Regions from separate parts of the Homo sapiens genome. Here region 1 is linked to region 2. Evidence: read pairs that join two places in POLR2A ChIA-PET (ENCODE). Cell type or tissue: CD4-positive, alpha-beta T cell. All regions are shown on one strand. Links, peaks and the distances in the headings refer to the core of each region. The heading gives the core; the rest is flanking DNA. Region 1 holds the start of COL8A2 (collagen type VIII alpha 2 chain). Region 2 overlaps AGO3 (argonaute RISC catalytic component 3).

Evidence for each region. Peaks named below come from ENCODE experiments on the same cell type or tissue, not always from the same donor. Only the 100,000 strongest peaks of a DNase experiment are listed, where the experiment ranks them.
Region 1: POLR2A ChIA-PET joins it to region 2 with 5 read pairs; 4 of 35 experiments call an interaction of 5 or more read pairs at or near these places.

Annotation. Positions count from the first base shown.
Region 1 is chr1:36,121,688-36,126,074 of GRCh38, reverse strand. COL8A2 (collagen type VIII alpha 2 chain) reads left to right here and starts at 853. Exons shown (of 4, transcript NM_005202.4): 1 at 853-1,018. RefSeq lists a silencer at 3,341-3,541. In CD4-positive, alpha-beta T cell, for the core only: no CTCF peak of the experiment used is centred there; a DNase peak (open chromatin) is centred at 2,504; H3K27me3 peaks cover 1,640 bases.
Region 2 is chr1:36,026,642-36,031,028 of GRCh38, reverse strand. It overlaps AGO3 (argonaute RISC catalytic component 3), which reads right to left. Exons shown (of 19, transcript NM_024852.4): 12 at 3,731-3,915. Among named protein-coding and RNA genes, the nearest start is that of TEKT2, 55 kb to the left of the region's middle. In CD4-positive, alpha-beta T cell, for the core only: no CTCF peak of the experiment used is centred there; no DNase peak of the experiment used is centred there.

The sequences.
Region 1 (4,387 bases), core at 274-4,273, 95 kb before region 2:
CCTTCCGGATCCATGGAAGTCCCACAGGCTCATCCAATTCATTACATCCGTCCTCCTTCTTCTCCTAGACCCTGCCGCCCCCAGGCCTAGCCCAAAGCCTGCGCACTGTCCTTGACACTGCTTCTTCCTAGGCCCCTCGCCCAAACTCTGCCTAGTTCGCCTCCTCACTCCCCTCACACTGGGCCCTCCCTTTCCTTCCCCCTCACTGTGCACCTCATGGGACCATGCCAGGGTATTCCCGCAGCCTCCTCGGTGGCCTGCCTCTATCTTCCTCCACACAGCTTCGGGAGGCTCTTTCCAAAGCACACATCTGACCACGTGACTGCCCTGCTCCAGAGCCTTCCGTGACTCCCCATTTCCGAGGGACGAGGTCTGGCCTGCTCCCGCCTGCCTCTGTGACCCCGGCTCAATGCCCTAAAGCCTGAATGTGCGGGTCACGACTGGCCCCTGTGAGTCCTCCGGGCTCAGCCTACCGAGGTCACGTCTGCAGGCAGCCTTCTGGGGACTCCTCACTGGGGGCCACCAGCCCGAGCTGCCCCTTCCCTGCAGGACCACGCCTGGCCGTCCTTCTCAGCAGCCGCGTCCGTCCCCACAGGCAGGTGGCCCCTCGAGGGCAGGGGCTGCGCGGACTCCCCGGCGGCCGAGCCGCGGGTCAGGTGGACGGGGAGGGATGGGGGCGGGCCGCCCGGGAGCGCGTGTGTGGAGGGGGCTCGGCGTGGGTGTCGGGGAGGGAGGCAGCCGTCCGAGTCCGCGCTGGGCGCGCTGGGCCGGGCGGGGCGCGGGCCTTGGCCGTGGCTGTGGAAAGAGGAGGGCGGAGGCCCCGCCCCGACGCGCCCCTCCTGCCGCCCGCCCACTCCGGCAGCCGCGAGGGGCGGCCGGCAGAGCGACGCGGAACCCCGCCGGCGCGGACCCCGGACCCCAACGCCGCCCGCCCAGCCGCGGACGCCCCTGCCCGGAGCCCTCGCCGCCCGGGCCGCCCTCGAGGGCCGGGAGCGGCGCCCGGCGGCCGCGCCCGCAGGTAAAGGCCAGGAGGCGGGCACCGGGGCTCGGGCTGGGGGGCTCCGAGGGCAAGACCTGGGCTGGGCTTCCCCCAACACCATGCGGGATAGCAGGGCCGGCGCCTCGGACTCCGGGGTGGGGACGCGGTGGGGGACTCGGGCCAGGGGGTCGCCTTAGAATGGGGGAGCCCATCCCGTTCCCTGTGCCCCGTTCCCTCCCCGGCAGGATCCCAGTAAAGCCCCCTCCTCCCTTCCTCTCCCAGAAGCGAGGGCTCCAGCATAAGACAGTGCCGGGTGCAACCCCCGACGATGTGGCTCTGGGCGCGTCACCACCTCCCGATCTCCCGTCCCACCTGTAAAGTGGGGATAAAAAAGCCGCCTTCACAGGGTAGTGGAGGAGAGAGGAGGGAGTGAGGGGCCTTAGCATCCCCCCGCTCTCACTCCTGCCCCCATCTCTCTGCCATTGCTGATTTGCTGGAGACCTTCCAGTTATAAGGTTTTTCTGCCTTAGCCCCCAGGTTCCTCCTATTCTAGGTGCCCTGTCAGTCCCCTCGCCCCAAACTGAAGACAAGTTCCCAGGAATGTTCCTGTCAGGGGCTCAGCATCCCCCCAGCTCCAGACTGAGACTTGCAGGGGGTGAGGGGCCGCTGCCTGGCCAAGAGGGACTGGGGTCCCAGGGCCCCAGAACAACCTCCCAGTGTCTCTGCCCTGGGTCTGGAGCCACCCTAGCCCCGGAAATCCTCCAGGTAGAGAAATGCTATTCAGCCAGAGGGCCCAGGAACGCTATTGCCACGGGGAAAACTTTGCTGGTTGTATGTGTGCACGCACGTGTGTGTGCCTGTGTGAGACCATGCTGGGTTCCTGACACAGACGTGCGGCTGACCTCCTTAGGGGTGCCGGAGCAACCAGAAATCATCCCTCCTGTCTGCTATCAGTACCTCTTGCTCAGGCTGGCAGCAGGGGCTCATCCACTCCTCTTAGCAGAGTCCCCTTGGCAAGGACAGCCTCCCAGCAGCTGTACTGGGCATTTGAAAAATCTGGGGGCCGTGGAGCTGGATGGCTGGAGGGTCAGGCAGCCTGGGGTTCCTCTCTGGGGACTGAGCTAAGATCGACTGATCCTTACTGCCCCAAGCAGAGGGGGCCGCAGGGCAGGAGTTGGTGATCTCTGGAGAGACACCATGGTTGGTGGTCTCCATCAGGGCACAGGTGCTGTCACTGGCTTCCCAGTGGACTGGTGAACACCTACAAACCCTTGGACACACAATGACCCTAGATGATAATGAGGAGAAACCACAGACATGCTCACCCAGCCACACACAGCCTTGCACCCTTCTGAGAGCCATGCACAGTCACACACCGACCCAAACATTCATTAGATTCATGCGGACACCCTCCTCTAATGAAACATACACCACCACAAGACACAGGCGGACACATGCACACACACCCAAACTCCTACAGACACATGGCAGGCCCCACGTGGCCCAGCCAGACATACTCAGACAGGACGGCACACACACACATACGCTCACACCCAGACACACTCACCAGGGTCTCTTTCTCTGGTTTCACTTCGTCTACCACAGTGAAAATGAGAATTTCCGCTCTTTGGCTCAGAGGAAGGGGAAAGAAAATATGGAAGTGAATGTGTCTGTTAGCAAGAGGGAGGAGAAAGATACTAAGCAGGGCTGTCAGCCTGAGCCCCTGTACTCCACTACCTTCTCTGCTCCTGCCTGAGCCGGAACAAAGGACGCACAGCCCCAGCTTCCTTGCCCTGCTGGCCCCCCAGCCCGCTCCAGAACTCTCAGTGGCAGGGATGGGGCACCTCTTACAGGGAAGTGGGGTCTCAGATGCGCTGGTCCCATCCGTGGCAGGAGGAAATTATAGTGTCGGGTCGGAGGAACGAGAGAGACACAGCGGCCTCTCCTCTGGGGTGTGGCTGTGGTCTCACGGTGCCCTACTAGGTACCCGAGGAGGGGCACCATGCAAGCCAAAGTGCAGATCAGGGAAGGTGGCACCTAAGAGGTAATCTGGCCAGGGCTTTCGAAGATGATAATTTTGACAGGTGCAGGGGGTGGAAAGGGTGAATGGGAGGGTGTTCCTGGCTGAGGGCACAGCTCGTGCAGAGGTGTGGAGGGGGAAGCTTCAGGGTTCTCTCAGGGACAGTGAGTAATGGGAGTAATGGGCACTGTTGGATCACACTGGGGAGTGGGAGGGACTCATGACTTTGAGGTCAGATTTCTAAGGGCCCTGTCTAGAGAAAGGGTGTGAGCTGCGAATGATATAATCTGGGAATCACTCTGGCTGCTCTGGGGAACAAGGATGAAGGGGGGATCTTCGAGGCAAGGGAGATCACAGAGGAGGCTGGGCAGAGTTTAAGGAGAAAGGTGACGGGGGATGAAGTGGGCGGTTGCCATGGGGATGAGAGGAAGAAGTAGATGGAAAGGAGTAAGCCGGTTGGCGATGGGGCCAGAAGCCTTGCACTGGATGGCTGTGGCCTGTCCCCAGAGAAGGCAGGTGCAGGGGAGATGTGGGTTTGGCGCTGGGGTCTGATAAGTTGAGATGACTGGGAGCTGGAGGCTGAGTGTAGCCTTGAAGCCTGGGTGGGTTTGCGAGGCCATATGTGGACACACATGTGCCCAAGTACCAGTCATGGAAGTCTGACTCCCAGAAAGAGAATTCCAGGCCCACTTTGTTCTGAGGGCATTTCCAGAGTGGGTGGAGTGTGGACAGCAGATCTTGAGTAAGGCAGCATGTGCTGTGTGGAGATGAGCTGGCATTGGGAGTCAGACAGATCTAGGACTTCCCAGCTCTGTGCCTCAGTTTCCCCATCTCTAAAATGGGAATGCTGTACTGGTCTCCAGAGTTGTTTTGCCTGCAGAGAGGTGAGGAGTAGTTCCAGGTCACACATGCAATGGGGGCACAGCACCTAGATCTTCCGATCAGTGTCCATTCCGCCTCTCTGGTTGGACCCTGGGAGTGGACTGGGGAGGACCTGGCCGTGCTTCTATTCAGATTCTTGGAAAGTTCTGAATTGGAGGCTGACTATCCCCATGCAGCCTGGATGGGCTGGGATTCCTGGCTTTTGAAGGGGAAGAAGAGGTCACATGTGGGGGTGGCGGAGGGCTAGTGCCTCATGGGGAGAGCCAGGTGGCACTGCTGGCCCAGCTCATGGATGGGGTTATGGAGACTCAGAGGGGAACTCACCTGAGGTCACACGGCAGCCAGAGGCAGAATCGAAACAGAGGCCAGGATCCCAGGCCCAGGTGCCCTTCCTCACAAAGGCTGCCCTCCCTCAAAGGACATGGAGCAGAGGGAACCTTACTGGGTTTTGTGATTTCTTTCTTTCTTTTTTTTTTAATTTTTTTTGAGACAGAGTCTGGCTCTTG
Region 2 (4,387 bases), core at 246-4,245:
TGGATAAGTGAAATAAATGACAGAAATATAAGGTACAGAAGGGAAAAATTGGGAGTATTCTGTTACAAGGTATCTCTATACTATCTAAGAAGTGGTATAATGTTACCTAAAAGTAGACTCAGATTAGTTGTAAATATATATTAAAAAGTCTAGGGAAAACACTACAAAAATTTTTAAAGGAAGTCTAACTAATATGTTAAAAGAGAATGAAAAATAGAATTATACAAAATGCTCAATTAAAACCAGGAGGGGCCAGGAGCAGTGGCACATGCCTGTAATCCCAGCATTGGGAGGCTGAGGCGGGAGGATGACTTGAGGCCAGGAGTTCGAGACCAGCCCAGGCATGTTTACAGTTTTGATGAAAAAGGTAATATCAATTTATACTACCATCAGCAACGTATTAATACACTGCATACTCACAAGCACTAGGTATTATAATATTTAAATATGTTTGCTAATTTAGCAGCACAAAATTTTTCCCTTTATTGATTTGTACTTTTCTTCTCTCTTTTTTTTTTTTTTTTGAGAAAGGGTCTCGCTCTGTTGCCCAGGCTGCTGGAGTGCAGTGGCATGATCTTGGCTCACTGCAACCTCCACCTACTGGCTCAAGTGATCTTCCTATCTCAGCCTCCCAAGTAGCTAGGACCACAGATGTGTACTACCATGCCTGGCTAATTTTTCTATTTTTTTGCAGATATGAGGTTTCGCCATGTTGCTCAGACTAGTCTTGAATTCCTGAACTCAAGCAATCTGCCCACCTTGGCTTCTCAAAATGCTGGGATTACAGGCATAAGCCACTGCATCTGGCCTGTATTTTTCTTTAACTATGAATAAAAACAAACTTATCATATATTTACTTGCTTTGTTTTTACTAAATTTCAGTTTATAATCTTTTCTCATTAATCTAAAAAAAGAAGGTTTTTATTTAACTAATAATAAACTATTTGTTTATTGTTTCTATTTGCTACAAATATTTTCCACACTCTATTGGTTTTCTTTTCATTTTAGTACATCCGTGACATGTAGGAAATTTAGGGGCCAGGCGCAGTGGCTCATGCCTGTAATCCCAGCACTTTGGGAGGCTGGGGTGGGCAGATCACCTGAGGTCAGGAGTTTGAGACCACCCTGGCCAACATGGTGAAACCCTGTCTCTACTAAAAATACAAAAATTAGCCAGGCATGGTGGCACGCGCCTATAGACCCAGCTACTAGGGAGGCTGAGGCAGAAGAACAGCTTGAACCTGGGAGGTGGAGGTTGCAGTGAGCTGAGATCATGCCACTGCACTCCAGCCTGGGCAACAGAGGGAGACTCTGTCTCAAAAAAAAAAAAAAGGGCCGGGCATGGTGGCTCACGCCTGTAATCCCAGCACTTTGGGAGGCTGAGGCGGGAGGATCACAAGGTCATGAGATTGAGACCATCCTGGCTAACACGGTGAAACCCTGTCTCTACTAAAAAATACAAAAAAATTAGCTGGACATGGTGGCAGGTGCTTGTAGTCCCAGCTACTCAGGAGGCTGAGGCAGGAGAATGGCGTGAACCCAGGAGGCAGAGCTTGCAGTGAGCCGAGATCGCACCACTGCACTCCAACCTGGGCGACAGAGCGAGACTCTCTCTCAAAAAAAAAAAAAAAAAAAAAGAAAGAAAGAGAAAATTTAATGTTTACTCAGTACTCAGTCAAATCTGACAATTTTCTTTTGTGATTTCTTCTATTATTTCTAAACTTACATGATTTTACCCCGTTCAGTGGTTTGAAAATTATATTTTCTTTGTATTTTTCTACGATTCAATGATTTATATTTAGCTTATTAATCTCACAAAATTTTGTTTATAATAATAACAGTTAACATTGACTGTTTACTATATGACAGGTGCTATTCTAGGCCCTTTACATATTAGACTCAGTTAATCCTTACAACAACCCTATATATGGATTAGGTATTATTAGTATCCCAGGGTATGTGTGCTATATATCAAGGAAGTATAACTGATACACTAAAAGAGGAAAGAAAATAGAATCATATAAAATGCTCAATTAAAACCAGAAAGAGGCTAGGTGCAGTGGCTCACACCTGTAATCCCTGCACTTTGGGAGCCCAAGGTTTAAGGATTGCTTGAGCCCAGGAGTTTGAGACCAACCCGAGAAACATAGTGAGATCCTGTCTCTACAAAAAAATAAATAGACTAGTTCAACCATTGTGGAAGTCAGTGTGGCGACTCCTCAGGGATCTAGAACTAGAAATACCATTTGACCCAGCCATCCCATTACTGGGTATATACCCAAAGGACTATAAATCATGCTGCTATAAAGACACATGCACACGTATGTTTATTGCGGCATTATTCACAATAGCAAAGACTTGGAACCAACCCAAATGTCCAACAATGATAGACTGGATTAAGAAAATGTGGCACATATACACCATGGAATACTACGCAGCCATAAAAAATGATGAGTTCATGTCCTCTGTAGGGACATGGATGAAATTGGAAATCATCATTCTCAGTAAACTATCGCAAGAACAAAAAACCAAACACCGCATATTCTCACTTATAGGTGGGAATTGAACAATGAGAACACATGGACACAGGAAGGGGAACATCACACTCTGGGGACTGTTGTGGGGTGGGGGGGGGGGAGGGATAGCATTGGGAGATACATCTAATGCTAGATAACGAGTTAGTGTGTGCAGCGCACCAGCATGGCACATGTATACACATGTAACTAAACTGCACATTGTGCACATGTACCCTAAAACTTAAAGTATAATAAAAATAAATAAATAAATAAATACAAACAAAAAAAATAAAAAAATAAAAAATTAGTCCAGTGTGGTGGCACATGCCTGTAGTTCCAGCTACTTGGGAGGCCGAGAAAGGAGGATTGCTTGAGCCCAAGAGGTCAAGGCTGCAGTAAGCCATGATTGCACCACTGCACTCCAGCCTGAAAGAGTGAGAGAGATCCTATCCCATACATACACACCACATACATACATAAATATTGTCCCAATTCCAGAGATGAGGAAACTAAGGGCTAGTGTGATTAAGTAATTCAGCCAAATCACACAGGTAGTAGAACCGGCAGTACCTGAATATTGAGCAACACAGTTTAATTTGATAGCCTGTGCTTTTAACCACTACATTATACTGATACTCAAATTATCTCAATGCCATTTTTATTCAATAATTCTTTCTTTAGCCATTGTTATGTAATGCCTCTTTTCACTACTGAAACCCTTTTTTTTTTTTTTTGAGACGGACTTTCGCTCTGTCGCCCAGGCTGGAGTGCACCGGTGCGATCTCGGCTCACTGCAAGCTCCACCTCCTGGGTTCACGCCATTCTCCTGCCTCAGCCTCCTGAGTGGCTGGGACCACAGGCGCCCACCACCACGCCCAGCTAATTTTTTGTATTTTTAGTAGAGATGGGGTTTCACCACATTGGCCAGGCTGGTCTCGAACTCCTGACCTCAGGTGATCCACCCGCCTCGGCCTCCCAAAGTGCTGGGATTACAGGCGTGAGCCACCACGCCCAGCCCGGAAACTCTTTTTACAATGTCTCATCTTGGACTATTTAGTTTGCTATATTAATTTGTCTTCAAGTAATAATACATGGTTTTAAATACTGTATCATAAAATATATTTTAATATTTGAAAGTTTTAGGATATGTTTCAGTATAATCCTAAAAGGACATCAAGTACTTGAGGAAAAATGCAGTCTTAAGATATCCTTACCATACACTGGTGTCTTCCCCGGCAGGATGACGATAATAAGCTGTAGGCCAGAATATGTGTTCTTGAGATGCCGGAACATGGGCTCTACGCTGTCTGCCCCCTGTGCATATTTGCAGAAGCATGGCTGGCCCTGGATGGGCATCCCTGCATCCTTAGAAATCTTACGCAGCTGGTCTGTGAAACCCCTGGAAGGAGAAACCACTAAATATAAAACCTTTGTCTAGTCATGAATTCCTACAAAGTAGTAATGGGAAGTTTGGGAAGGGAATGGAAGGATGAAGCAAAGATTTGTGTGCTTCATATATGAGAGGTCACCAGACTACTGATGTTAAGCGTAATGGTCTGTCAGTAATCCATTTTGCAAATGAAGAACATTCTATACAGTTATACGGCATTCTGTAGTTTACAAGGAGCATTACTAATAGTATATGCTGGTTAAGAGCTCAGCTCTAGAGTTAGTATGGAGAGTTCCATTCCCAGTTCTGCTACATACTACTATGAAATTTTAGGCACTTACTTCAGTTTTCCTCATCTGTAAAAGGATTGCTTCAACTATAGGGTTGGTGTGAAGATTAAATGAGATCATATATGTAAAGCACTTAGCACACCATCCAGGACCATGGTAAAAACTTGATACATTTTAGCTATTGTTTATTT